5 separate regions of the Homo sapiens genome follow, and all the other regions are linked to region 3. The links are chromatin loops, found by intact Hi-C in ENCODE. Cell type or tissue: endothelial cell of umbilical vein. All regions are shown on one strand. Each heading gives the region's core, and the rest is flanking DNA. Links, peaks and the distances in the headings are about the cores only. Region 1 has its middle 14 kb from the start of AMTN. Region 2 has its middle 13 kb from the start of SULT1B1. Region 3 has its middle 37 kb from the start of UGT2A1. Region 4 holds the start of SULT1B1 (sulfotransferase family 1B member 1). Region 5 has its middle 21 kb from the start of SULT1E1.

The links. Hi-C counts contacts between places; a loop is a spot of excess contacts. Peaks named below come from ENCODE experiments on the same cell type or tissue, not always from the same donor. Only the 100,000 strongest peaks of a DNase experiment are listed, where the experiment ranks them.
Region 1: a loop joins it to region 3, with 17 times the contacts of the local background. A loop is called at or near these places in 41 of 110 quality-filtered maps.
Region 2: a loop joins it to region 3, with 8 times the contacts of the local background. A loop is called at or near these places in 4 of 110 quality-filtered maps.
Region 4: a loop joins it to region 3, with 3 times the contacts of the local background. A loop is called at or near these places in 3 of 110 quality-filtered maps.
Region 5: it touches region 3 in a loop (16-fold over the local background); 75 of 110 quality-filtered maps call a loop at or near these places.

The regions. Positions count from the first base shown.
Region 1 is chr4:70,501,978-70,507,968 of GRCh38, forward strand. No RefSeq gene overlaps it. Among named protein-coding and RNA genes, the nearest start is that of AMTN, 14 kb to the right of the region's middle. In endothelial cell of umbilical vein, for the core only: a CTCF peak has its summit at 3,369 (motif pointing left); a DNase peak (open chromatin) is centred at 3,354.
Region 2 is chr4:69,770,317-69,776,307 of GRCh38, forward strand. No RefSeq gene overlaps it. Among named protein-coding and RNA genes, the nearest start is that of SULT1B1, 13 kb to the left of the region's middle. In endothelial cell of umbilical vein, for the core only: no CTCF peak of the experiment used is centred there; a DNase peak (open chromatin) is centred at 3,395; H3K27ac peaks cover 2,485 bases.
Region 3 is chr4:69,687,020-69,693,010 of GRCh38, forward strand. No RefSeq gene overlaps it. Among named protein-coding and RNA genes, the nearest start is that of UGT2A1, 37 kb to the left of the region's middle. In endothelial cell of umbilical vein, for the core only: a CTCF peak has its summit at 2,701 (motif pointing right); a DNase peak (open chromatin) is centred at 2,872; H3K27ac peaks cover 321 bases.
Region 4 is chr4:69,758,000-69,763,990 of GRCh38, forward strand. It overlaps SULT1B1 (sulfotransferase family 1B member 1), which reads right to left and starts at 2,621. Exons shown (of 8, transcript NM_014465.4): 1 at 2,460-2,621. In endothelial cell of umbilical vein, for the core only: no CTCF peak of the experiment used is centred there; DNase peaks (open chromatin) are centred at 1,342 and 2,672; H3K4me3 peaks cover 1,518 bases; H3K27ac peaks cover 3,545 bases.
Region 5 is chr4:69,878,494-69,884,484 of GRCh38, forward strand. No RefSeq gene overlaps it. Among named protein-coding and RNA genes, the nearest start is that of SULT1E1, 21 kb to the left of the region's middle. In endothelial cell of umbilical vein, for the core only: a CTCF peak has its summit at 2,892 (motif pointing left); a DNase peak (open chromatin) is centred at 2,878; H3K27ac peaks cover 430 bases.

The sequences.
Region 1 (5,991 bases), core at 350-5,349, 810 kb after region 3:
GAACCTGGGAGGCGGAAGCTGCAGTGAGCCGAGATCGCGCTACTGCACTCCAGCCTGGCGACAGAGCAAGACTCCATCTCAAAAAAAAAAAAAGAAAGAAGGAAAGAATCAAGTATATAGCTATGTACTCACATAAGGAGCTGTCCAAGATATTAAGTGGAGGGAAAAAAGCAAGTTTAAAAATAATATGTGTACTACTATATTTTGTTAAAATATTAATATTAAATGTTAATTTAAATAATATATAGGTATTTAAAATATATAGGATTTAAAAAGTATAGAGAACTATTATACAGCATACAAAAAGTGTATATTTTTAAATATATAGGAATATATACCAAATTGTTTAAAATTATCTGAGAAAAAGTGGAAGTATTCATAGGGGATTTTAACTTTCTACAATATTATATACTTCTCTAATATCTAGATTATTTTTAAAATATTAACTATGGATGCATTGGCTCACACCTATCATTCCAGCACATTGGGAGTCCAAGGTGGGCAGATCTAAACCCCTGTTTAGATTCAATAGCAATTAAGTCCAAAAGTGTACTTGGATCCTAAAGATCTATGTATTATGTTTTAGCAATCACATTGAGTAATGTTTATTTTAGAGTATGATGGGCTGTACTTGGTTCAGGTAATGTGGTCCCCAAGAGTTATTCATACTAGTTACACATAGGACTATTCTAACACATGTATTTATGTGTAAGTCTGGGCCTAGAGAGAAATGATTAAGCTTCCAGAAGATTGATATAATCCTCACTCACCAATATATTATCATCTGCATATTTTGCTTCTGCCATGAAACTCTGGGTGGTGACCAAGGTGTTCTTAACATATCCCCTCAGCTCAACTAAACTTTAAATAGGTTTCTTTCTGACTGTAGGCTCTTGACCTCTCTTGTCCTAGAGCATTTTAGAAATATTGTGATTGCATATCTTTCTCCGCCCCTTTGAAATGTAGATAAATCTCCCAGCCTCTTGTCAGTCTTACAGCCCCAAAAATGTCTTTCTCAAGGACCAAACTACCATCCTTTTGAAATGTCATCATCAAGAAAAATAGCCCCCCATCTCCCAGTCTCTGAGAGCATAGGAGTTTAACTCTCTAATTAGCTTAACTCATTAGCAAACAGATAGTCTAATCACATTGACCAACTTCCCGTCTAAACTTGTAGTACTTTGCTACTAGCTCACAGGAGGGTTTAAAACCCCTCCTGCCTTTTGTTTCAGTGAAACTGAGTTTATTCTCTCTCCCCTATGATAATAGTCTTCTTAGCCTGTTTAATTATATCAAGTGCAATTTGTCTTTGACAGTTGTCAGGAAGTTTATACCTCTTTTAGAGAAAGTTGCTGCTTTCTCTGCTAAGGATTCTCACACCTGTTAGTATGGCTACTCTTTTTTTTTTTTTTTTTTTTTTTGAGACAGAGTCTCACTCTGTTGCCCAGGCTGGAGTGCAATAGCACCATCATGGCCCACTGCAGCCTTGACCTCCTGGGCTCAAGCAAGCCTCCTGCCTCAGCCTCCCAGGTAGCTTGACTACAGGCATGCACCACCCCACCCGGCTAAGTTTTGTATTTTTTTTTTAATAGTGATAGGGTTTTGTCATGTTATGTTGCCCATGCTGGTCTTGAACTCCTGGGCTCAAGCGATTGTCTCTCCTCAACCTCTCAAAATGCTGTGATTACAGGCATAAGCAACCACACCCAGCCTAGTATGGCTATTCTTAAAATGATAAGAGGTAAGTGTTGGTGAGGATGTGGAGAAAAGGGAATCTTTGTGCACTATTGATGGGAATGTAAATTAATACAGCCATTATAAAAAAACAACATGGAGATCCCTCAAAAAATTGAAAACAGGCTTGGCATGGTAGCTCACTCCTGTAATCGCATATTAGCTAGGCATGGTGGCTGACGCCTGTAATCCTAGCACTTCGGGAAGTGGAGGCGGGCAGATCACTTGAGGTCAGGAGTTTGAGACCAGCCTGGCCAACATAGTGGAAACCCATCTCTACTAAAAATACAAAAAATTAGCTGGGTGTGGTGGTGCACACCTGTAATCCCAACTACTCGGGAGGCTGAGGCACAAGAATCACTTGAACCTGGGAGGCAGAGGTTGCAGTGAGCCAAGATTGCACCACTGCACTCCAGCGTGGGTGACAGAGCAAGACTCCATCTCAAAATAGATAAATAAATAAAATATTAATTAATGTAAAATAAAAATAAAATCTTCTAAAAGAATTCACTTAAGCCTCAAATGCAGCATATCTACACTCACAAAAAAAGTACATTTCAAGGGATAACGTGCTTTGTGTTTCCTAAAAGGTATTCCACAGAAGAGTAGTTGCATGAAAATAAATTCTCCAATCAAATAAGTTTGAAGTATCTTAGACAAAACCCATTCATTGATGGTAGGACCTGTGAGAGCCTTGAACATGCCAAGAAGCAATGTGAATCTCCAAGAAGCTTTGCAATATGCAGCCTCTCCCAAACTTATTTGACTATAAACACCTTTTTGGAGGGACCATTAATGGCTAAAAAAGGAAAGATATTACAGTCAATTCAATGCACACTTTCCATAAACTAGCACTCTGACTGGGCACCTGAGCTACATTCCTCACCCACAAGGAGGCTTGGTTCTATATGGAAACATTGAAAAGTCAAATTAAGCAGGCTGTTCTTGTGGCTCTGGGCTTTCAAAGCAAAGAGCAATTTATGATTTAAAGTTCCTAAACAAATCAGGAATCCTAAAATATGCTTGAGTAATCTCCCCTGATTTTTTTTTTTTTTTTTTTGGTAAATTTTCTGGTTTAAACTTTTTGGAGTCAACTCTGTTCACTACCCAGATTCATAGGAATGGAGGTCCTAGAGAAAAGTTAAAGGAGATGGCAGTGCCACACTCGGAAAGAAAATGAGCCACGCCAAACTCCCCTCTCTCCTTCACTAGGTCATATGGAGTGAGTGGCTAAACAGTGCCTGGACATAGCAAGACTCAGTAAATATACAGTTGAATTAACGGATCCAAACATCACATTTACCATAAAGAGTACCTTCTAAATAGGTCTCCTATCGATTTTTTCTTCTTGTTTACACTTCCATTCAGTTAAAAATAAATAGCATAAATTTATAATCAAGGAGTTCCAGAAAATTTGATTTGAAGTAAGTCAGAAACTGTTACAGAATATTGATTAAAAAGATGATCACCTTGCAGCTTCAGCATCTTTTTAATTTGCAAACATGCCTACCACTATTGGATTTTTTCACTTTTTATAGAGAATTCCCATTTTTGGCGAAGACAGATATGACTTCAGAAAAACCACCTCGCCAGTCCCACGGCGTGGCCTTGACAGAGGCACCCTCTGGTGGTGGCCTCGCTGAAGTGCAGACACTGTTCTTGACTGGTGTTTGGTTTACTTGGGTTTGTTTCCTGGCTTGCTTGCTTTATTATTTTATTTGTTTATTTTGTTTGAGAAGCACCGAGTCTCCTTAAAAGGCACAATCTTTAAAAATCTAAACATGTGGAGTTTAAAAGCAACAGCAAACATCACACTGCATCACATCTTCTTAAATTGCTGTGACTCAGGATTACTGCAATCTCATTTTTTTACTAACTGTATTACTAATATATAATAGCACATACAGAGAATACAGAATAATACAGACATGCTAAAAACAGAACAACATTGTCGTCAGCAAAAGACTTAAACAAAATAATAATACATTATGCACACAATTTCTGATGATCAACTACCTTAGAAGTGAAGCTCACTCTTTTAGGCTATAAGCAGCAGGTCACATATCCTTAATCTTCCAAGGCAAACCTGTCAACCCTAGGAACTACCTGAGAGTAAATAGTACTTTACCTTGGCCAGGGACTATGGAAAACAAGGAACAGTAAGTAGCATCCTTACATAATTTCTGTGGACAAATACAACAACTTTGTCAGATAACTTCCAAAATAGTACTTAAAGAACACTTGAATGTTTTACCTATCTTCTCCACTTTATATCAGTGATGAGCATATATTAGCAATAGTACTCATCATTGCTAGTTCGATTTTATTTCTCCATTGAATTATACATGTAGAAGTATACATGTAGAATTATACATATATACTGAATTATATATATATATACACACACACACACACACACACATATATACATATATTTGCTGGCTACAGTTTGAGCCTTGGAAGGAGTAACATTCCATTTAGGGAAAGAACTGCTTCTTTATTTAACTGCTTTTGATTATGCAAAGATAGAATTGATGGGCTATCTGAATATTGCGATATGAGAAAACAAAGGGCAAAATAGCTGTACATATTATGTCAGAAACATTATAATTTCCAGCTAGTAGCATGAATGATAGAGAGAGGGTGGGGATCTCAAGTCAGGTTATATAAGCTGCTCCCAGCCCCATCTGAACTGTGTACATTCTCTAGTGAATTGTTGAGCTCCAGAAATACAGGATTCCCAGGAACAACTGACTGGTGGTGCTAACTGTTCTTAACCCACACGTGCTAAGAAAACGCAACTGTAATCAAGAACTGGAGAACCAAGAAGCTATAAAGGAAGGATGGAGAAAAGCCCTTCATCTTTTGTGAAGAAGTAACCTTTTGTTGCTTAAAGCCACCAACAAAGTGACCTAGTGAACATGTCCTTCCCACAGACACTACTCTACTGTCAGCTTAGCTTTGGGTCTCAGTTCTTAAACAGAAAATTAATATTAAGTATCCACTAGGAGCCAAGCATGGTGCTAAGTGTTCATAGACATACAAACTGTCAACTCTATAAGGTGAAGATGAAAATGCCAATTTATAGATGAAAAACTTAAAGGTTAGCAACGTTCCTTAATTTGCCTGTGACTTTCCAGTCAGTAAATAACAAAGTCGGAAGTGAAGTGTAAACAGGTCTAATTCTAATTACAGTGCTGTTTCCACCACACCAAATGCCTCATTCATTCATTCGATAAATATTTTTCAAGAATTTTCAACCATTATGTGCCAGGCACCAAGACAGTAGTGGAAAAGACTATGCCCTTATTTTCATGAAACTTGCATTCTAGCCAGGAAGGGTGCACAATATGCAAGTAAATAATATATAAGCAAGGTTATTAGAGGTGGTGATTAGTATTTTGAAGGAAATAAGCAGCATGATGTGATGGAAAGTGACAGAGAGCACTTCCTTGGGCACTAAAGCATGCTGGGAAAGGGCTCTCTGAAAAGAAGACATTTAAGTCAAGTCCTACAGGTTGAAAAGGAACCAGCCAGACAAACATCTCGGAGCCAAAGATTTCAGACAGAGGGAAAAGCAAGAGCAAAGGCCCTGATGCACTTGAGGAGAGCAGAAAGGAATCCAATGTGGCAAGAACATAACGAGCTACAAGAAGACTAGTACCAGAGAAGGTTGACAGAAACGAAATATTTAAGATTTTGTAGGCCATAGTAACAAGTTTGTATTTTACTCAAAATTCAATAAAAAGTCACTGGAGATTTTATGTAGGGCAAGACATTATCTGATTGACATTTTATATAGGGACTGGATAGAGAGGGAACTTCAGGGAAATGTGAGTGGAAGCAGGGGACTAGTTAAAAAGCTACTGCAGCAATCTGTGCACAGATCATGCTACCTGGAAGTGGGAGGCAGCGGTAAAAGCCAAGAGATTCATTTGAAGGCTACTTCAGCAATGGTGTTAGAGCTAATGGTGTGTTAGACTGGATCAGGGGTTCTTAGTGATGGTGCTGCGCCCCCTCCCACACAGGCTATTTGGCAATGTCTGGAGACATTTTTGATCGTCATAGCTAGGGGCATGTTACTGGCATCAAGTTGGATGGAAGCCAAGGATGCTGCTAAACATCCTGCGACGCACAAGATTGTTCCCCACAGAAAAGAATTACCAGGTCTAGCATGTCAATAGTACCAAGGTAGAAAAAACAAGAACTAAACAAGACTTGAAGAAACAAAGAACCAGAACAGAACTGGAGAACAAC
Region 2 (5,991 bases), core at 635-5,634, 83 kb after region 3:
TTTTGTCAGAAAAGTAAAAAGTGTAATGCCTTTTATTTAGTTCATGCGCCTTAATTAATATTTGGGAAATAATGATACCTTTAAAGATTATTGGTAAAATAGAAGTATCTTCAAAAATATAAACTTTTGATTTAAATCAGGCAGTTCAGATATTAAGTTTGCTAAATGCTTTAAAGTCATAAACTGCTTCTTTGACTCTTGAAAATTGTTCAGTTTATTTCAGACCATTATATTCTAGATAAGGTTTGGGGACATATGGAATAAGCCATGCCTCCTAGCTATGCAAAGAAGTTTGTAAAGTAAAGAGATTTTATATAAGAAAGGATCTTGTATGGCACATTCTTGTCTTAAAGTAACTGTTTGTTTAAAAGAAGGGAATTTATGCAAGAAATGTTGTACAATTTAAAGGTGATTAAACCTCCTAAATGTTTAATTAAATGCCACTATGACTCTTAGTTGTACAACCTGCCTGCTTTACAGCTAGGTAAGGCCTGGGACACATGGAGTTAAATGCTAGAAAAAGTAGGCCTTATCTGTACTTCCGGATGCTGCCCTAGGCTCCATACATACTACATAATTAAAATCCTGGACTTAACAACTTTTCACTAAAAGTAAAAGTCCCTAAGAGTTAACAGTGTAACATGTAATTAAGACTACTGAAGAAACAGTTCTGCATGCAAGGCATGTAAGGAAAGTGAAGTGTGTTTTTGGTAAAAGATTATAAGAAGGCATGAGAATGGATTTCCTGCCTAAATTCAAGGGTTAAAGGATGGTTTTAGGTTAAATAGAATAAAGCTAAAGGTTTGCACAAGTTGTGGAAGGTTTATGAAAGAAAATAATTGTAAAAGAAACTCTGTGAACATACTGGCTAAAGTTAAAGGGATATTATTCAGTTTTTCTGTAAACTGAACATTGAAATAAAAGCATAACAGGTTTTTCTGAGAGCAAAAACCTGCTTATGATCTGCTCTTTAACAAAATTGTAAAGGGTTGTAAAAAGTTTACGAGAGTCTTACCTTATGGTCAAGCTGTTTAAGATTGGACAGATTTATCTATAAAGTTTTATTAAGAATTGAGTTTGACATACATAATGCACTAATAGAACAGTGAAATTTGGCTTATTTTGTGTAAAAATCATACAAGAAGCATTGTCAAATATGAAATGATGTTTGGCTTTCTTTGGGCTATATTTGTATAAATATGTTATTGGTATATGTTCCATAATATTGGGAAACTCCTATAATTCTAATATGACTTAGGGTACATTATTAATAGTTATAATTATTATGTAAAATTGTTACGTGCCACAGAAGTAACCAAATTTCCTTATCAATTGTGACTTTAATAGTGGCTGTCCTAAGATGTTTTGTCATCTACAAACAATTGTTGTTTTAACCCTCTTTAGAAGCTGGGTTTATAATCAGCTATAGAACTCTAGCAGGTGTTCTTGAATGCAGGTTTCTGATAACTGGTAATTATGACATTAGAATAGAGGGGAAAACTTTCAATACTCAAGGAAAGCTGAAATGTTTATGAATATCAAGCAGAATAAGAGTAAACTGAATTAACTGAACCAATAGAAAACTGAAGTAAACTTTTTAACTCTTTCTGCTTAAAATATTGCTGATCTTTTGTTTCGTTTCTTCAGAGTCAAGGAAACCTTTGAGCTATTTACAGCTTGTAGAAATTGAGTAAAGTGTACTTCTGTAAACAAAATTTGGTGTATATTTGTTTCTCTCTACCTGATTTCTCCAGAATTTGGAAACTATTTTTATCTTAATTTATGGCACTATAATTATTTGCATAAGTGCAATAAGAATCTGTTTTTTTTTTCAACAAGACACAGAGAAATTATTTTATCAAGGCTTTGACTGGAATGGTGTGCTTTCCTTTAAGGAATCAAACTTGAGTTGTAAAGTCAGTAAAAGCCCTTTGGGGAACTGGACTCCCTACACAGTCCCTGTACAGGGTCTCTGACCTGTGGTAATTAAAGGATGTCACTTTTGTTTTTTTTTTTTTTTAGATGGATTTTCACTCTTGTCGCCCAGGCTGGAGTGCAGTGGCACAATGTCGGCTCACTGCAACCTCCACCTCCCAGATTCAAGCAATTCTCCTGCCTCCTGAGTAGCTGGGATTATAAGCATACACCACCATGCCCAGCTAATTTTTTGTATTTTTAGTAGAGACGGGGTTTTGCCATGTTGGGCAGGCTGGTCTCGAACTCCTGACCTCAGGTGATCTGCCCACTTTGGCCTCCCAAAATGCTGGGATTACAGGCATGAGCCAACATGCCTGACCAAGAATCTCACTTTTGAACAGGTCCAAGAGCCACAGGTTATCTTGAGGCCCCAAGGGGAGAGGAATTTACCCAACTCTTAGGTATTTGAGGGTACAAATAGCAGGACTCAACTTCAAAAATATCTTATCTGAGATTCTTTCTATAGAATAGGGTTTCATCAAAACCAATTTTGAGAAGCCTATGTGAAAATTAATTATTCTTGCTGCACTTTATACAAATAATCAGGCAAAATATAATAAGGCAAATCAGTCTCACCACGATTTGTCTTTAGTAAAAATAGGAAACTGGAGAGAGAAATATTATGTTTGAAGAACTATGGTATATTTGCTCTTAGATTCTAGTCTCCTCAGTTGTTTTTAAATATGTTTCTGCAATTTATGGTAATCCTGCATATTCCTGTGAACAAACCAGTGATCTCTAACTGCGGCTCAGAAAAAAAAAGAGGAATCAGTTATGTAAAAATCTGAATCAGTATTCTTATACCGGGCATATACTGGAGTCACCTAGCAAACCCATATCAGCTTGGTTCCAACAATTGCCCAGTTCATGGAAAGCCCACTAATTAATTTACTTGGGATAATTTTACTTATTTTGCTTTACTGTTGTGGAATATATTGCTGTTTTAGTCTTTGCATAGGTATTCAGGACAATGTTGAATGTTGTATTATATTGAAAACTTATTAATCTTCCAGTAATCACCTTTTGTCAGAATTCGGAGTTATATATGGCACTAGCCATACCAACACTTTCTGACTGAGCTCCTCTCTATTCTAAACACAAGAGACCCTCATGGTTAGGCAGGAATATCATCACCTTTATTCAGCAGAAAAAGTTACAGAAGATGGATCTTCATCCCTCTGCTCTCTTAGGATAAAGGGTTCTCCTATAAAAGGGAGGGGGTAAATGTCAGAGGCATGTGAACTGGAGCAACTCCAGCTTAAATAAGAGCTAGGTAAAATGAGACTGATACCTACCAGGCTGCATTCCCAGACAGTTAAGGCATTCTAACTTACAGGAAAAGATAAGAAGTTGGCACAAGACACAGTTCATAAAGACCTTGCTGATAAACAGGTTGCAGTAAAGAAGCCGGCTAAAACTCACCAAAGCCAAGATGGTGACGAGAGTGACCTCTGGTTATCCTCACTGCTATGCTCCTACCAGTGCTATGACAGTTTACAAATGCCGTGGCAATGTCAGGATGTTACCCTATATGGTCTGAAAATGTGAGGCATGAATAATCCACCCCTTGTTCAGCATATCATCAAGAAATAACTACAAAAATGAAAAATGGGCAACCAGCAGCCCCCAGGGCTGCTCTGGCTGTGGAGTAGCCATTCTTTTATTCCTTCACTTTCTTTTTTTAAAAAAACTTTTCTTTTTTTTCTGTTTTTTTGGTCATCCAGGCTGGAGTGTAGTGGTATGATCTCAGCTCACAGCAAACTCTGTCTCCTGGGTTCAAGCGATTCTCCTGCCTCAACCTCCCAAGTAACAGGATTACAAGCAAGCACCACCACGCTTGGATAATTTTTTGTGTTTCTAGTAGAGATAGGATTTCACCATGTTGGCCAGGCTGGTCTCAAACTCCTGACCTCAAGTGAGCCACCCTCCTCGGCCTCTCAAAGTGCTGGGATTAGAGGTGTGAGCCACCAAAGCCCAGCCTCCTTTACTTTATTAATAAACTTGCTTTTGCTTTGTGCTGTGGACTAGGCCTGAATTCTTTCTTGTGTGAGAGCCAAGAACCCTCTCTTGGGATCTGGATTGGGACCCCTTTTCTGTAACACTGGTACTATAGACTAAGACTGATCCTAGCCTTTAGAATGTACTCAGTAAAGGTATTTCTAAATGAAAGGCTGTTAGGAATATGTTAATAATCACAGAGTTATGTGACATATAATAGGAGTTTTTAGTCCTAGGTATAGAAAACAGATTAATTTTATTGAGCCAATTGTACCTGGTAAATACAATCATGTAATTGTTATCACAATTGTTTTATCTCTAATTATTTATTTCACCCCAAACCAACTAATCAACCTTCAATGGAAACAGTACAGTGGTGAGATCATGAACTCCAGTATCAGAAAGACAGACTTGAGTTCAGATCAAGATTCTCCAACCTACTTGTTGCTTGTTGTGTAAACACAATTGAAACCAAAATGAGCACAAAAGTAAATTCTCATACACAACTGCCACCAACCAATATATTCACTTCTTTCTCAAGAAAGGGAGAGGTATCTGGTTAGGCCAGACAAGGTTCTTGGGGCTAAGCAAATGGGTATGTATTTTTTTCTTTCTTTCTCATTGTTAATAAAAATGAGTCTACAGAACACTAGACAATGAATGTCTCAGTACCAAAATTGTAGTAATCTTGGGAATTACATGAGTGCTTACTTTCTTAGCTGCCAAAGAAAGAAGACCTGTTTGAGGGCTATAATTTTTCTATTTACTTCTGGCCTGTTTCTTGCCCCTGGAGAAGGAAATAACAAAGCTCGTTACCTTATGCCCATTTATACATATGTTCTTTTTCCCCACTTATACACACGCAGTTCTACCTACAGCACACATACACTCACAATCCTTTTCTCAGCAGAAAAAAAGAGGATAAGAGAGTTACTACTTTCTTGGGAATCAGACCAACATTCACACTCTAACTCACAAAAATACAGGGAGGCTCACCTGCTTCTTGTTTACCATAAAAGGGATTGAGTTGCAGGACTACCTCTCCTTTTTATGCCAAGGTTAGGAAGAAGCAAGGGGAGACACAGATGGCCCTTTTATTCTTTTCATAGCCTTAGGAAAGGTGAGCAGCTGCCTCTATTGCCCATATATCTGCCTGTGGTTTCCATTTCACGAAAAAGAAACAACAAAAGCTCTCTTAAAAGAGTGTGTTTTTACCCTGAGATCTCTTAGGTGGCTTCAGTAAAACATAAAAATTATATTTGTATTAACATGTAATTTGCGCTTTAATATCTCCAACCTTTACCCCATTACTCCTCCCTCTGTTAACTCTTCACCTTTGGAGATACTGGCCATGAAGTTACAGCTCTTCAGGAAAGATTAAAAATGGGCTAGCTATGCTAGAAGTCTGAATCACTATTCTGTGTTTATTTACTGGTTAAAGTTTATTATTTTATGAGTACACTATGATAGGTACAGGGTATATATTAAACCACCTATGTCAGTTAAACATTGTATAGCCAGGTGACACAAAATTAACTCTAGACCCACCTCTTTATTTCTTTAAAAATATACAGAAACCTAAAAGGTCTCATGTATCTTAAGTTATTTAATGTAAACTTGGAAAGCTCAACAGCTGTACTACATAATATCACCTTAATTTTACTAAAACTGAAATAAATCATTTTATTATATATTAATGGGGATGATACTATACCTAATACACAGAGATGGTGCGCATATTTTCAAAGATAATGCTTGTGAAGCACTTAGTACTATCACTGATGGTCAGTATTATGCAAGTATAGTATTTTGTAATTATTATTTTTGCATTCACTTTCTCATTAAGTAACAGGAGAAGCCAGAACAATGAAGATGGCTTCTGAGCAGTGGGTTATGAGGCAAAATAGGCTATTTAGTAGAACTTTTAATGACCCAGATATAGTCATGCTCACAAAGAACATTGTTCATGACAGTAGGGACTGTATCTCTATGAGAATGTCACTGTGACTGGCTTCC
Region 3 (5,991 bases), core at 703-5,702:
TATATTATTTATACATTAATATTATATATTATATAAATACTATATGTCTATTTGACAGATAATATATAATAAAAATTATTTTTTTCTAAAATCTGTTTCTTTAAGAAATTTGTAATTGGTTTTGTTAGGCACAAAAAAATGCAGTTCTCTTTTTGTTTCTATGTGGTTAAACAATTGTTTCAGGTCATTAATTAAGCAATCTATAATTTTTCCCATTTCCCAGTGGTATGAAATGCAGTGACATATTAGCTATACATATATGATTAGGTCTCTACCTTTCTTTATATGCTAGTTTTCCATCCCTGTGTTGTTACCACACTATATTATTACTTAAGTGTTATTATTTATTATTTACCTTATTAGCTGTTCAGGTGAGTATGACTTTGTCCTTAAAATGTATTTTGGCTATTTTGAGCCCTGTATTAGTCCATTATCACGCTACTATGAAAAAATACCCGAGGCTGAGTAATTTATAAAGAAAGGGTATTAACTGACTCAGTTTCCACATGGCTGGGGACGTCTCAAGAAACTTACCATCATGGCGGAAGGCACCTCTTCTCAGGCGGGCAGGAGAGAGAATGAGTGCAAGCAGGGGAAATGCCAGGTGCTTATAAAACCATCAGATCTCGTGAAACTCATTCACTCTCAGGAAAGCAGCATGGCAAAAACCGCCCCCATGATCCGATTACCTCCACCTGGTCCCTCCCATGACGTGGGGATTATGGGAACTACAATTCAAGATGAGGTTTGGGTGGGGACACAGCCAAACCATATCAAGCCGATTATTTATTTCACAGATTTTAGAAATAAAGTTCATACAAACACAGAATTAACCATTGGATAATTTGTTTTAGAATTACTAGAATCTTTTTATGTTACATTTATTAATAGGTATATTGTATTATTTGTAGTGTCTCATTCAGTGATTTTAAAATTTCTGATTGTTATTTGTGTGTAAGATTGCAATTTACTTTTGTATATTAGTTTCATATATAGCAATTCTGATAGACTTTCTGATTTGAATAATTCAGCAATTTGTTTTAGAAAAACATAAATATGTATATTGCATTAATTAAAACATCAAATTCAACGTTAAATTGGAGAGATGTTAAAGAACATCTTTGTCTTGATCCTGATTTTTAAAAATTATTCTAATCATTCATTATTAAGTAGATTATTTCCTCAAGGTAGTTTCCTTGTTTTATTTTTTCTTTTTGTTTAATAGCTGTTGTTTCATATTTTTCATCTGATTAAGAAATTTCACTGCTATTTTTTAATCAATAAGGGTATTGGGCTACATTTAAGACTTTTCTACATTTGTTGCTTAATAGAGTCAATTAAAGTTTGAAGTACCTTTTTAAGAAATTTTATTCAAAGCTCAATCTGAAAAGCATGAAGGTTTTACTACATTAAGGGCTTCAGGAATTAATGGACAATATGTTTTAGTCTTTACATACTTTCCTTTTTGGGGGTGCAAATGGAAACATTTGAAAGTGTTCACTTAACTGTGCTCTATTTTTATATAATCATGCAACTACCGCAGGGCTAAAATAAATTTATTTTTGGCAGCAGGAATAGCAAAAGATCATTTGAATCAATACACTTAGAAATGTATTAGAATTTGCCTAGATATTTTTGTGCTTTTTAAAACTGTTCTCATGTGACAATATTTTTGCCAAACTTTGGTAGAATTTCTCAACTATATTGATGAATTTGAGTTCCTGGAATTTCTAACTCTATTTAATTTGATGTCTCAAAAATATTTTCAAGTGAAATATAATCAGTTCTATCAAATTCAGTACATGCTTCCCCCTTCAACGTACATACACAACACACACACACACATAGGCACACACACACACATTTTCCCACAGGCTTATTTTTCTGTGAAATGATATTTTCTCATAGAATTATGATGATTATACAACATGGATACAAACTATATAAAAATCTGCAATCAAGTTATTCTGTAATTTGAATCTATTTAGACCTTTCATTGAATGACTTTGAACAAATAAATTCTTAAGGCCTGTAAAATTATCTCTCATTTAAAATCAAATGTGAGTGATTTCCAAACGGCTTATTAAAACACAATAACGCTAGGATTACAATGTCTTGTTTATCATTTTGTTGTTGTTGTTATTTTTATTGTGTTACCTTTGTTACTTCCTCAGGAAACTAGGTATTGAACATTTTTAGATCAGACAATAATATTTTCCAGCATTATTTTGAAACCTAGTTATATTTTAATTCAATGATCTTGAAAATTATATCAGATAATCCTGGATATTAATTAGATGTTAGTGGAAATAGTTTTAGAAGTTTTAATATATAGTATTGAATAAAAATTGTGTCATTTTACTGTTTAAAATTATTTTAAACCTATTAATGGAGCCGATATGTTGCTAATGAAATCTGCTTAAACTTTTAATGTATTTATATCTTTGTTTTAATTTATAAATAGCACTAACTCTAACCTGAAAAAGTCTTGATAAATATAAAAAAAAACTAGTGCTTGGAGAATAACCACAGAATTTCCTAATAAATATATTGTGTGTGTTCATCTCTGTTTTGGATATATATATATATATTTAGATGAAACTTTATCATTTTGCCATCAACAAAATTATTAAATTCCTAATAATTTGGACTCATCATACTTATTCAGCACTATCAATCATCATCCACATGAGGGCAGCATATCCTAAAGGATGTAGATTTTAATATTACAGTTTCGAAAGTGCTTTTACACAGTTTCATGTTGAACCCTAGCAAAAGTTGTCTATTCCTAACTTTATGCTATAGATGAAGAAATCAAAATCAGAGAAGTTGAGGAATCCCTGGCAAATGCAAACTGGAATTATGTTCCATTTTCACCAATTACATATTTCTTATTCACTTACATTTTAACTACAAAACAGTAGTAAGAAAAGCATGGGCAAAAACTTATGCATATGTTTCTTTACTCCACTATCTTTAATTAGAGATGCCACATACACAGAAGGTAATTTCAAGTGGGACAATGAAACTTAAAGACGACTATTCCAAAAAAATAAAAATCTTTGGCAAAGAAATTTCAAAGTGTCATTAGTTTTAGATTTGTGTAGTAATGATAAGCTACAATCCTAGCTAAACAGAGAATTTACAGCTTGCACTTTTCCATTTATTATTTCCCTTAATGAACTGTTGCATATTCTAGTTAGAAGATAAAAAGATTAGTTTTAATTATTACGGATACATAATAGTTGCACATATTTATGGGGTACATGTTGTTTTGGATGCAAGTGTAAAGTGTATAATGATCAAATAAGGGTAATTGGGATACCGATCGCCTCAAGCATTTATCTTTTTTTGTGTTGGGAAAATTTCAGTTCAACTCTTTTAGTTCTTTTAAAATATACAATAACTTACTGTTTACTATAGTCACCTTATTATGCTACCAAACACTGGATCTTATTTATTCTAACTTGATTTTTGTAGCCATTAACCACGCCCTCTTTATACCCCCCATTCTCACCACCCTTTCCAGCCTCTGGTGACCATCCTTCTACTCTGTATGTCCATGAGTTAATTTTTGTTTTTAGCTCCAACATAAGAGTGAAAACATGCAATATTTTTCTTTCTGTGCCTGGCTTATTTAATTTAACGTAACTGGAGGACACTCCATGTTATTGCAAATGACAGGATTTCATAATTTTTATGGCTGAATAATAATTCATTGTGTATTATGTACCAGGATTTCCTTATCCGTTTATCCATTGGTGGAAATGGATGTTGATTTCACCTCTTGGCTATTGTAAATAGTCCTGCATTAAACATGCATGTGCACATATTTCTTAAATATATTGATTTCCTTTCTTTGGATATATACCAAACAGTAGAATTGCTGAACCATATGGTAGTCATATTTTTAGTTTTTTGAGGAAACTACACAGTTTTCCATAATGGTTGTAATAATTTACTTTTTCAGCAACAGTGTACAAGGGTTCCCCTTTTTCCACATCCTCATCGCCATTTGTTATTGCCTACTTTTTTGAGTAAAAGACATTTAAACTGGGATAAGATATCTCATTATAGATTTTATTTGCACTCCTCTGATGATTAGTGATGTTGAGCATTTTTTCATATACTTGTTGGCCATTCTTCTTTTGAGAAATATCCATTCAGATCTTTTACCCATTTTTAAAATTGACAATTTTTTTTCCCTACTGAGTTGTTTGAGCTCCTTATAGATTCTGCTTATCAATTCTTTGTCAGATGGGCACTTGGCAAATATTTTCTCAGATTCAGTGGGCTGTCTCTTCACTTTGTTGTTTGTTTACTTCACTGTACAGGAGCTTTTTAGGTTGATGCTATTTCATTGTCCGTTTTTGCTTTGGTTACCTGTATTTTTGAGGTCTTACTCAAGAAATATTTTCCCAGAACACTGTCCTAGAGTGTTTCCTCAACATTTTCTTATTGTATTTTCATGGTTGAGGTATTACATTTAAATATTTAATCCTCCTTTATTTAATTTTTATATATGGCAAGAGATAGGGGTCTAGTTTCATTTTTCTGCATACAGATATACAGTTTTCCAAGCACCATTCATTGAAAAGTCTGTCAATTCAGCAGTGTATATACTTGGCATACATTGTCTGTGTAATCTCTTGATAGTTTCTCTTATGGTGCAGAAGTTCTTTAATTTAATTATGTCCCACATGCCAATTTTTGTTTTTGTTGCAATTGCTTTTGGAGACCTATCCAAAAATATTTTACCTAGGCCCTTGACAAGAAATTATATCCTAGGTTTTCTTCAAATATTTTTATAGTTTGAAGTCTTCCATTTAAATTTTTATTATAGTTTGAAGTCTTCCATTTAAATATTTAATCCATCTTGAGTTAATGTTTGTATAGGGTGAAATATATGGGTCCAATTTCATTCCTCTGCATGTGGCTAATCAGTCATACCAGCACCATTTACAGAATAGGGAGTTCTTACCCTATTTCTTGTTTTTGTCTGCCTTTGTTGAAAATCAGATGCTTGTGGGTGGGTGGCTTTAATAGTGAGTTTCTTTTCTACTCAATTGGTCTATGTGTCTGTTTTTGTAACTGTACCGAGTTGTTCTGATTACTGTAGCCTTATAATGTAGTTTGAAGTTGGGTAGTATAGTGCCTCTGGCTTAGTTCTTTGGCTTAGAATTACCTTGGCTATTCACACTCTTTTTTGGTTCCATATGAATTTTAGAATAGTTTACTTTCTTCTAATTCTGTGAAGAATGATTTTGGGAGTTTTATAAGAATATTATTGAATCCATAAATTGCATTGAGTGGTGTGACCATTTTGATATTCATTCTTTGAACTCATGAGCATGGAATGTTTCCCATTTATCTCTATCATCTCTGATATCTGTCAGTGGTGTTTTGTAATTATTCTTGTAGACATTTTTGACCATTTTTGGTTAGCTGTATTTTTAGATGTTTCATTTTCCTTTGGTTATTGTAAATGGTATTGTGTTATTGATTTGGTTCTCAGCCTGGAGGTTAATGGTATATAGAAATTGCTGATTTTTGTGCATTGGTTTTTTATCCTGAATCTTTACTAAAGTCATTTATCAGTTTGGAACATTTTTATGGAGTCTTTAAGGTTTTCTAGGTAAAGAATAATATCAAAACAAAGAGAGATAGTTTGATTTATTCTTTTCCTATTTTGATGCCTTTTATTATTTTATCTGGTTGATTTTTCTGGCTAGGACTTTCAGCACTATGTTGAATAGGAGTGATGAGAGTGGCCATTCCTAACTTATTCCAGTTCTCAAGTGGAATGATTACAGCTTTTACCATTCAGTTGAGGTTGGCTGTGGATTTGTAATAAATGGCTCTTATTATTTTGACATATGTTCCTTCAATGCCTATTAGTTGAGGTTTTTACAATAAAGGGATGTTGGGTTTTATCAAAGCCTTTTTCTGTGTCTACTGAGATGATCATATGGCTTATGCTTTTAATTCTGT
Region 4 (5,991 bases), core at 588-5,587, 71 kb after region 3:
TATATTCAATATTTATCTTCTATATGCTTCTCAGTTATCCTCCATTTCCAGTAAAATGTCAGGTAGTCTTTGCAATACTTTGTTAGTGGAGATAGTCTTGTAGAAAAGATTCTCCAGCATGAAATACTGTGGAACATGTTAGCAGCTCAAGAAAGGAACAATTAATGTGGATGGTCAAGAAGTCAGCAGAAGGAGGAAGTTGAAAGAAAAGAAAGTAAGTCTGTAAGCAGTGTACTTGGGATGAAGTTGGTATTGAATAAATTGAATGAAGAAATGAATGAATGATGAGATTTCCACTTCTCACCCAGAATCTTTTGATATCTTGAGAATAGTGCCCCTTCTCAGTTTGGATATAAAGGAATCAGAGTCCACAGAAGTCAACATAGTACATTCAGATGTTAGACTTGATTTCCACATGATGAATGAAATAGCTCTTTCTGAAACATTTTATTTTATTAACTTCTTAGCAAGTTGTTTCTTCCCAAATTATCTAAAGGGAAATATCAATGGCACACCTCATTTCAAAAATTGTCTATTCTGAATTAATTGAGAAAAATAAATGAGTCTCTATTCATCGGCTCCAGAATGTAATGTTTAGTAGCAGTATAACTTTACTTACCAACTCCTATAATGCACACATATTATGCAAAAGTGAATGAATATTGAGGGAGCTGATACCCTTTTCATACTGTCTGCTAAAATTATATAGACAAATTGATTCCCCATGTAGCAAGTAGCTTATATTATATATTTATAGCATCATTTCTGGTTCCATTTCATGTCTTGGTTCATCCTTTGCCTTTTCTTTATTTATTCATCTTAATTTAATTTGTACTATTCTTTTATATGCATAAAATTGATTTACAGTTTCTATTCAAATTACAGTCCATGTACAAGCCCCATGTGTTATTGGCCTTAACGGAGAGCTTGTTGGAAATGTGGAATCTCAGGTTTCAACCCAGAATCAGAATCTACATTTTAGTAAGATCCTCAACTAATTTGTTTGCACTTAAAACTTGAGCAAATGACTTTAAACTACCTTTAATTATCTAATGATACAGGGTGTAAGTAAATGATTTAATCAAAATGAATTCAGGGTCTTTTAAAACAAATTGTACTGATTGTGCTTCATGTATATGATCTCTAATCATTACCTACCCTGAAATGATAAGTCTTACTTGCATTTTGTGGATAAGATTAGGAAACAGATCTTCAGAGCGTCTGCTCAAAGAAACACAGAAAGGGAGTGGCAACCCAGGAATGGACTTTAGTTTGCCCAGCTCTGTTCATGTGATCATACTGAAAATTTACCGTAGGCCCAACCCAGAGTCAAAAATGTCCGTGATTTATCTCATTCAAACAAGAGTATTTACAAATTGGAAGGGATTTTTGCTTTGACAATGAAAATCCCCCGTGACAAAAAGGTCAGGCACTTCATGCTGTAAAATTGTTGCCGGAGAAGGATGGAATGAGTAGGAAGATGAAAATAAGGCAGCTGTTTGTGAATATATGCTAGTCACCTCTGGGAAGTGGGTGTGTCCAATTCAGGAAGCTACAGGGTATTAGGCATCAAACAGCATTACCTCGTCATGACCAGTGGATAAATGATGAGTTCTGAATTATATGGGGAGAAGAGTATGGAGAGGAGGACTGGAAGATGTCAAATAATTAATATAATTAAACTAGATATGCTGAAAGATGATTTATGAATGACATTTACTTTAAAATCTAAAAATTAGTTCATAAAATATTTTAAACCCTATTGGAAAGGAACAGGCTATTTAAAGTAGTTGTAAATTATACATGGGATCTCAAGACTTCCTATTTAAGATGAGCCATAGGCTGAAAATTAAAATGTCTAAAATTGACTTTAAGGAATATTAATGGAACAAAAGAGAAAAATAAAAAACAATGCCTGTTTTAGAAGAAACTGAGTCATTTTACATTAAAACTATATTTTTCCATCAATTAGAAAAAACAATTTCTTTCATTTGTCATACTCTGACAAAGTTTAGCTCTATCTGATACACATCAAATCAAGCTACTTAAATAAATGTGGTAAACGACATATTTTATATTCTGGAGTGCACCTTAAAGGTGTGTGTATGTGCATATGTGTGCATGAATGCATGTGAGTAGGACTGGATGAAGGATGGGAGCAGAGAAACGAAAACTTGAAAAAGATTTCTTTTTCTTTAAGTGGCTTACAGTTTCTTGAGAAGACCTCCATTCCTTGCATGCTTCAGTTCCACTAAATGTAGAAAAATAAAATTGAACATTGAAAGCTTGAGAGATTTTAGACAGCATAAACAATGAAAGTTTCCTATAAGAAAATTGGAATTATGCAAAAGACTTTCTAATTATAAAATATGTTCAAAACAGAAATTGTTCTGAGGCACACAATATTCTGCGGGGATAGGACAAAACTTCAAGGAAAGAAATTGAAAAGCAAATTTTACCTCACAATTTAATCCCTTTGTTCAGTTTTCATTTTCAGGCAGTGAAGCTGCTGTAGAGTAACCATGGGAAACGGTGGTGGTTCTGGCAGGCAATGGGGAGCACAGGAAGGCTCCTGGCACCAGAAAAAAAAAAGTTCAAGGTTTGATCTGAACGTAGCAATCACTGAGTTTACAGGCAGCTAAGATATAAAAAGGTTAAACTACCCACACCCACAATCACACACACACACATACACACACATGAGGCAAGTTCCACTGTTTCAACAGCTAGCAAAGCCAGGAAGCCAGGAAGTGGTTCAGGGTGGTGGCCATAAGTCAGCACAAGCACAGGCTGTTTAGATTTTAAGCTCTCTGCAAGCTTCAAAGTGTCTGAGAAATGCAGAGGGAAAGAACATGAAGGGTTAGTGGATCAAAATTGTTGCTTCTCTATATCTTATAAGAATGTCTTCTAACAATTTTGGTCATAACAGAAATAAAAATTGGTTTTGTGTGTGTTTGTGCATGTGTCAGTATGTTTCCATCTGGAATAAACGTGAGTTTCTAATATCATTAAATGTCAAACATATTAAAGATGAAATGATTAATTACTTTGGCATCAGAAACACAAATACTCTAATCATTTCCACAACTCTTGGTTTTTTCTTCTTTTGGTATGCAGAATCACATAAACAAGAAATGAGTGGAAATCAATCCATTTTTTAAGAGCACTCGTCTCAAACTTACACACAACTACAACCACCAAGCTCTTGCCCCTGAGTTATACCTATGAAGGCCTGGGAAAGTCAGGAAGACCAGAGGGAAACTAGCACATTCCTTTAGACCATCAGTTTAACTTATAAATGTATTAAAGAAATGTAAAGCATATTTTCTTCTTAAAAGATGCTGCCGCTCTCCCTCTCCCTCTCCCTCTCCCTCTCCCTCTCCTCTTTCCACGGTCTCCCTCTGATGCCGAGCCGAAGCTGGACTGTACTGCTGCCATCTCGGCTCACTGCAACCTCCCTGCCTGATTCTCCTGCCTCAGCCTACCGAGTGCCTGCGATTGCAGGCGCGCCGCCACGCCTGACTGGTTTTCGTATTTTTTGGGTGGAGACGGGGTTTCGCTGTGTTGGCCGGGCTGGTCTCCAGCTCCTAACCGCGAGTGATCCGCCAGCCTCGGCCTCCCGAGGTGCCGGGATTGCAGACGGAGTCTCCTTCACTCAGTGCTCAATGGTGCCCAGGCTGGAGTGCAGTGGCGTGATCTCGGCTCGCTACAACATCCACCTCCCAGCAGCCTGCCTTGGCCTCCCAAAGTGCCGAGATTGCAGCCTCTGCCCGGCCGCCACCCCGTCTGGGAAGTGAGAAGCGTCTCTGCCTGGCCGCCCATCGTCTGGGATGTGAGGAGCCCCTCTGCCTGGCTGCCCAGTCTGGAAAGTGAGGAGCATCTCTGCCCAGCCGCCATCCCATCTAGGAAGTGAGGAGCGCCTCTTCCCGGCCACCATCTCATCTAGGAAGTGAGGAGCGTCTCTGCCCGGCTGCCCATCGTCTGAGATGTGGGGAGCGCCTCTGCCCTGTCGCCCTGTCCGGGATGTGAGGAGCGTCTCTGCCCGGCCGCCCCGTCTGAGAAGTGAGGAGACCCTCTGCCTGGCAACCGCCCTGTCTGAGAAGTGAGGAGCCCCTCCGCCCAGCAGCCGCCCCGTCTGAGAAGTGAGGAGCCCCTCCGCCCGGCAGCCACCCCGTCCGGGAGGGAGGTGGGGGGGTCAGCCCCCCGCCTGGCCAGCCGCCCCGTCCGGGAGGTGAGGGGCGCCTCTGCCCGGCCGCCCCTACTGGGAAGTGAGGAGCCCCTCTGCCCGGCCAGCCGCCCCATCCAGGAGGGAGGTGGGGGGGGTCAGCCCCCCGCCTGGCCAGCCGCCCCATCCGGGAGGGAGGGGGGGGGTCAGCCCCCCGCCCGGCCAGCCACCCCGTCCGGGAGGTGAGGGGCGCCTCTGCCCGGCCGCCCCTACTGGGAAGTGAGGAGCCCCTCTGCCCGGCCACCACCCCGTCTGGGAGGTGTACCCAACAGCTCATTGAGAACGGGCCATGATGACAATGGCAGTTTTGTGGAATAGAAAGGGGGGAAAGGTGGGGAAAGGATTGAGAAATCGGATGGTTGCCGTGTCTGTGTAGAAAGAGGTAGACATGGGAGACTTTTCATTTTGTTCTGTACTAAGAAAAATTCTTCTGCCTTGGGATCCTGTTGATCTGTGACCTTACCCCCAACCCTGTGCTCTCTGAAACATGTGCTGTGTCCACTCAGGGTTGAATGGATTAAGGGCGGTGCAAGATGTGCTTTGTTAAACAGACGCTTGAAGGCAGCATGCTCATTGAGAGTCATCACCACTCCCTAATCTCAAGTACCCAGGGACACAAACACTGCGGAAGGCCGCAGGGTCCTCTGCCTAGGAAAACCAGAGACCTTTGTTCACTTGTTTATCTGCTGACCTTCCCTCCACTATTGTCCTGTGACCCTGCCAAATCCCCCTCTGCGAGAAACACCCAAGAATGATCAATGAAAAAAAAAAAATAAAATAAGAACTACAAAAAAAAAAAAAAAAAAGATGCTGCCAACAGATTCCTAATCTTTGCCAGTCAGGGTTGTTTTATTTTCATTTTGTAAAGAGGGTGGAAGAGTATTAAAGAGAGAATACAGACAAAAGGGGTTTATGTGCACCTATTATAGTTGTATTTTGTTGCCCTTATGGGGAAGCATTAGGCTTCCAAATGAATCAGGAACAGGCACATAGAGGGCATTGAGACAGTCGTATGTCAATCTGTCTCTCTTTGATTGAGAACCTGAAATGTTTGAATTTTCTGAGATTCCCTAGCTTAGAAAGTTAGCTTTCTAGGCTAACTTGTTTATTTTCTAAATGTGATTTTGTGATTTTATAAGCTATGATTTTCTTTTCTCCTTTTGATGACGCATAGAGCCATTGGCTCCCACAGACCACCTCCACTTCCTACCAACCTTCATGCAGTCAACTGACACATTCCATAGACATAGAGTCTGTATAGGTCAACTTTCTGCAGTAGTGAACTACTGAAAACAAAAGCTGAACAAATTATATTTTCAATTGTGTATACAAATCTGCTATTGAAAATTATTTTATAGTGTAAGTTTAAAACCAATTCAATAGGCAAGATAATATAATACATTCGGACAGCCTGAAATCTGACAAATTTTGGAAACCTGTGGAATTGTACCTCAGGCTTCCTTAAGTAAATTTATCAGTGAAAAAATGTGATTATTCTAACCTAGACACAACTTGTGAAGCTAGGAAAACACACTGAAGGCAGTGGGAGAGGACTAGTGAGCAAGAGGGTGGGCTATAGCACAAGTCCTGGGCTTTAAATCCCAAACACAATCATTAACCAGCCTTGTGAGAGGGACAGGAAATTTAGCCTCTCTGTGCCTCCATTGCCCCACTGGGAATAATAGCATCTTCTTTATGCAGTTGTTTCAGTTTTCTCCTTTTTTTGAGTGTGGGAAAATACATATAATATAAAATTTACCATCTTA
Region 5 (5,991 bases), core at 695-5,694, 190 kb after region 3:
GTAGCTGAGACCACAGGCATGCATCACCACATCTGGCCAATTTTTAAATTTGCAGTAGAGATGAGGTCTCACTAATCAAAGGGGGTGGTCTTAACTCCTGCGATCAAGCAATCCTCCTGTCTGAGCTTCCCAAAGTGCTGGGATTACAGGCATCAGCCACTGTACCCAGCTGTGTTTCCTTATTTCTGAAAGGATTTCTACTGTGATGTATTTACTGGACTTTACTGACTATATTATTTCCTATCTTTTATTAACATAAGCAATGCTGATACTAATAATCTTATAAATGTATTATTCTGCATGTTTGCAAGTGTATCTGTAAGGCAATTTCCCATAATTAGAATTGTTCGCTCAAAATATTTATTAGTTGTAATTTTTCTAGATATTCATGAATTGTCTTTTATAGGAGTTGTAATAAAGTGTTATTATTGTTTAATTTTTTTGACAATTTGTTAGAAAAATGTTACCTAGCATAGTTTTAACTAACATTTATTTTACTGTGAGTGAGGTTGAACAGGTATTCATGTGTTTAAAAGCCATCTGCCTTTCTTTTTCTCTACATTTTTTTTACATTCTTTTTCAGATTTCTCTTTAGTTGTTGTCTTTTCCTGATTGATTTTTTGGAGCTATGTTATGTACTAGAAGCATTACTCCTTACTCCATATTAAGAGTTACAGATATTTAGTCTCATTTATCACATATCTTTTTACTTTTGAATTGATTTTTTACAATGCAAAGAGTTTTGATTTAATTTCATTTTTTGCCTGTCAGATTTTTTTTATTTTTTGTTTTTTTAACTTTTATTTTAAGTTCAGGGGTACATGTGAGGATGTGCAGGTTTGTTACATAGCTAAATGTGTGTCATGGGGTTTTGTTGTACAGATTATTTCATCACCTAGGTATTAAGCCTAGTATCCATTAGTTATTTTTCCTGATCCTCTCCCTCTTCTTACCCTCTGCCCTCCAATAGGCCCCAGTGTGTGTTGTTCCCCTCTATGTGTCCATGTGTTCTCATCATTAGCTCCCACTTATAAATGGGAACATGTGGTATTTGATTTTCTGTTCCTGCATTAGTTTGCTAAGAATAATTGCCTCCAGCTCCATCTATGTCCCTGCAAAGGACATGATCTCATTCTTTTTTAATGGCTGCATAATATTCCATGGTGTGTATGTACCATATTTTCTTTATCCAATCTATCACTGATGGGCACTTGGGTTGATTCCATGTCTTTGCTGTTGCTGCAATGAACATATAAGTGCATGTGTCTTTATAATATTACAATATATATTCTTTTAGGTATATACCCAGTAATGGGATTTCAGGGACAAATAGTATCTGTGTCTTTAGGTCTTTGAGGAATTGCTACACTGTCTAAAAAGCTCAATATCACTGATCACTAGAGAAATGCAAATCAAAACTACAATGCAATACCATCTCACACCAGTCAGAATGGCTATTATTAAAAAGTCAAAAAATAACAGGTGCTGGTAAGGTTGCAGGGAAAAAGGAATGCTTATACACTGTTGGTGGGGTGTACGTTAGTTCAGACATTGTGAAATGTTTTGATCTTATGTAGTCAATCTTATCTAAGGTTCTTATGTGGTGTCTGATTTTGAGCTCTGAATAGAAAAGCCTTCCCTACTCCAAGTTCACAAAAACAAAACAAATAAATAAACAAAAAACCTTACTGTGGCCAAGCAGGAATATAATTTCACTCAACAGGATCTGGTTGAAGATAGTTTAATGAAGGAACTATTCATGAAAGTACAGACAAGATAAAGAAAGTGGTGAGAAGTGCTAAGAACCCCAGGGACTGGCTTTGGTAGGAAGCCATCACCACTCCTGGCCTGAAGGGGTAAGAAGACAAGGTGTGCCTGCAACCATGTGAGACTGTGAGACCTGAATTAGGGGCCTCCTTGAAAGAGCTTAAGTGTGGCCATTCTTGTTGATTTTTCTGTATGAACATGGAATCAGCATGTCTAATTAAAATATAAAACAAATCTTTTGCTTTTATTGCTTTTGTTTTATTAATTAATTTAGGAAGACTTGTCATCTGTATGAGTTTATATCTTCCTATATACAATCGTCATACCTCTCAATTGTTCAAGGCTTAGTTTTCATCCTTCTGTAGGCTTCAATTTTTTTTTTTCAGAGAAGTCTTATATGATCCTACCTATATGGGGAAGGGTATTTTATCTTTTGTCATTATTGTTGTTGTCATATTGCTTTTACAAATGGTTGGTTTTTGTCCAGCATTTGTTCTGTCAGGTGGTTCTGTGATTGATTGAAAGCTCTTGCACTAGCAGTTCCATTTCAATGTGAGCTTTGCAACTTTAGGAGCTCAGGTGACATTGTTCACTAGTGAGTTCTCTTTCTGCCCTTCTTCTCTTCATTTCTTTGCTATCAGATTTGGCCAGTCTCAACCAGTGCAAGCAAAGTGACACCAAAATGTCTTAATTATTTCCCTGATATTTACATTTTAATTACAAAATACATATGTTGTCATTGTAGAAAAATAAAAAAGAACATAGAAGCTAAAAATATTACTGTAATATGTGAAATAAAAAGAACCCTTCCACTTCTTAATCACTTAATTATTATTTTTTCCTTTCATGGTCTATGTATTTTTTTTCAAACAGCTGAACAAAACTGATGCTATGTCAGTAAAAAAATAAAAATAAACCACTTACCAATTACAAATTATGTAAAAATGGACTCCTTAGGCAAAAATTATATATTTTAATTCTATAAATAATTGTTCATCTATATAAAGCAGTAGAATAATTTTCTGTTGAAGACTGTGTCATCTGATCAACCCCAGAACAGACTGAGGCTTCAGACTATGCTGGCAGCACAGTATCCTGCTGCTCTCTAGTGGCACATTTCAATATCTGCAGGCAGATTGACTAGGCAATGTTATTTCATTTTTGGATTTCTGGCTTGGAGCAAAGGAAAAATCAAAAATGATCCAAAAGTTTAGAGACAGTCAAAGCTATTAATTTGCTGGTGTTTTATCAAGTTCTGTGAGAGTGAATTAGTCTGAGTAGTATCTTTTTTTTTGTTCAATTCAAATAGTTGTTTCAATTAAATATATAAGACTATTTAAAAATTAATTCAAGAAACATTTTATTAGCATTAGCTAAATGCCAGACATTATGCTAGCCAGTGAAAACACAGTTCAGTAAAAGGTAGACCTTTATTTTGAAGGAGGTCACATAATAATAACACTGCCATAATGTGTCATACTGAATATAACAGCACAGTACAAAGAAAGTACAAAAAGGAAAAATAAATGTATTCACATTCCCTATTCTTGATCAATTTCAGATAGAAGGCCTTAATTTACAATGGTGTTATTTCCTCTAGTGCTTGACGTAAAGTTGACAGAGCTTGGTAGAAGAGAATAGTGTTTTTAATCAGTTTTCTCATTTTAAGACCATTTCCTCAAAATATCACTTAATTCACTATGCTCTAGTCTTTTCGATTAACTTTAAAAGCGTGCTAATCCACATGAAGCAACTCCTCGCCCCTATCCTTGACTGGGATTTTGTGCTATTTCGTACTAATTGGAGGAGAACCTCATGTGTGCTCCAACTGCATCTCCTTTAGGATCAGATGTTTTTCCTGGTCATTCTAATTACTGGAGAAAATCCTATTTCAAAAACCAAAGAAATCTGGAACCCTAACACAGTGCCTTCCCACTCCTACCCACTTATTTACAAATATCCCCATTATAAGAGGCTTTCTACCTGAAACCTTTTTTCCCCAATAGACATGAATAACACCTACAATCACCCTCCAGGTTGTCACACTCCACACTGGAATTTGTACTTTTATTTGTGAACACTCCTGCAGGGAGGGTAAGCTCTACAGATGGCTTAGTTCCCTTAGTACTGTGCTCATTCCTCTTCCTTCCAGCCTCCCTGGTCCTTAGAGCAGAATAATGGCTAAGCCTGAAGAGTGAGGAAAGGGTCCATGAAAAAGGAAATATTTGAGCTGAGTTTTAGATGACAACTCAGATTTCTCAAAAGAAGAAAGAAGAAAGGAAGAAACAACATTCTATTTAGGGAAAAAATCAGGTAAAGTTATCTGCATTAGTCTGTTTTCACACTGCCATAAAGAACTGCCCAAGACTGGGTAATTCATAAAGGAAAGAGGTTTAATTGACTCACAGTTCTGCATGGCTAGGGAGGCCTCAGAAAACTTACAATCAAGGAAGTTCAAGGGGAAATGACAACTTCTTCACAAGGTGGCAGGAAGAAGAACGAATGCAGGAGGAACTATCAAACACTTATAAAACCATCATGTCTTGTAAGAACTCACTCACTATCCTGAGAACAGCATGGGAAAACTGCCCCCATGATCCAATTACCTCCACCTGGTCTCTCTCTTGACATGTAGGGATTAAGGGGATTATAATTCAAGATGAGATTTGGGGGTACATAAAGCCTAACCATATTATTCCGCTCTTGGCCCCTCACAAATCTTACATCCCTTTCACATTTCAAAGCCAATCATGCCTTCCCAAAAGGGAAATAAAGAGTCCCCTTTTGGGAAAGCTTAACTTCCCAAAAATTAAGACTCCCCTTTTGGGAAGACATGATTGGTTTTGAAATGTATCAACTCATTCCAGCATTAACTTAAAAATTCAAATTCTTAACTCATTCCAGCATTAACCCAAAAGTCCAAGTCTCATCTGAGACAAGGCAAGTCCCTTCCACCTAGGAGCCTGTAAAGTCAAAAGCAAGTTAGTTCCTTCCAAGATACAATGGAGATACAGGCATTGGGTAAATGTTCCTATTTCAAATTGGAGAAATTGGCCAAAACAAAGGGACTACAGGTCCAATACAAGTCCAATTCTGGCTGGTTAGTTATTTGGTGAGTTCCAAAATGATCTCCTTTGACTCCATGTCTCACATTCATGGCACGCTGTTGCAAGAGGTGGGCTCCCATGGCCGTGTGCAGTTTGTGGCTATGCAGAGTACAGACCCTGTGGCTGTTTCATGGGCTCACATTGAGTGCCTGCAGCTTTTCTATGTGCACAGTGCAAGCTGTCAGTGGATCTACCATTCTGGGTTCTGGAGGATCATAGCCGTCTTCTCACAACTTCACTAGGCAATGTCCTTGTGGGGACTCTTTGTGGCAGCTCCAACCCCACATTTCCCTTCTGCATTGCCCTAGCAGAGGTTCCCCATGAGGGCTCCACACTTGCAGCAAACTTCTCCCTGGACATCCAGGCATTTCTATACATCTTCTGAAATCTAGGGGGAGGTTTCCAAACCTCAATTATTGACTTCTGTATACCCACAAGCCCAACACCATGTGTAAGCCACCAAGGCTTGGGACTTGCCTCCTCAGAATCAATGCCCTGAGCTGTACATTGGCCACTTTTAGCCATAGCTGGGACACAGGATACCAAGTTCTGAAACTGAACAAAGCAGCAAGGCCCTGAGCCTGGCTCAAAAAGACATTTTCTCCTCCTAGGCCTCCAGACCTGTGATGGGAGGGGATGCGGTAAAGACCTCTGACATGCCCTGGGGACATTTTCTCCATTCTCTTGGTGATTAACTTTTGGTTAATCATTACTCATGCAAATTTCTGCTGCCAGCTTTAATTTCTCCCCAGAAAATGGATTTCTCTTTTCTATTGCATCATCAGTCTGCAAATTTTCCAAACTTTTATGCTCTGCTTCCCTTTAAAACATAAGTTCCAATTCCAAACCATCTCATTGTTAATGCATGAATTGAATACTTTTAAGAGCACCCAGGTCACATCTTGAATGGTTTGCTGCTTAGAAATTTCTTCTCCCAGATACCCTAAATCATCTCTTTCAAGTTGAAAGTTCCACAGATCTTTAGGACAAGGACAAAATGTCACCAGTCTCTTTGCTAAAGCATAGCAAGCATCACCTTTATTTCAGTTCCCAACAAGTTCCTTCACTCCATCTGAGACAACCTTAGCCTGAACTTCATTGTTCATATCACTATTAG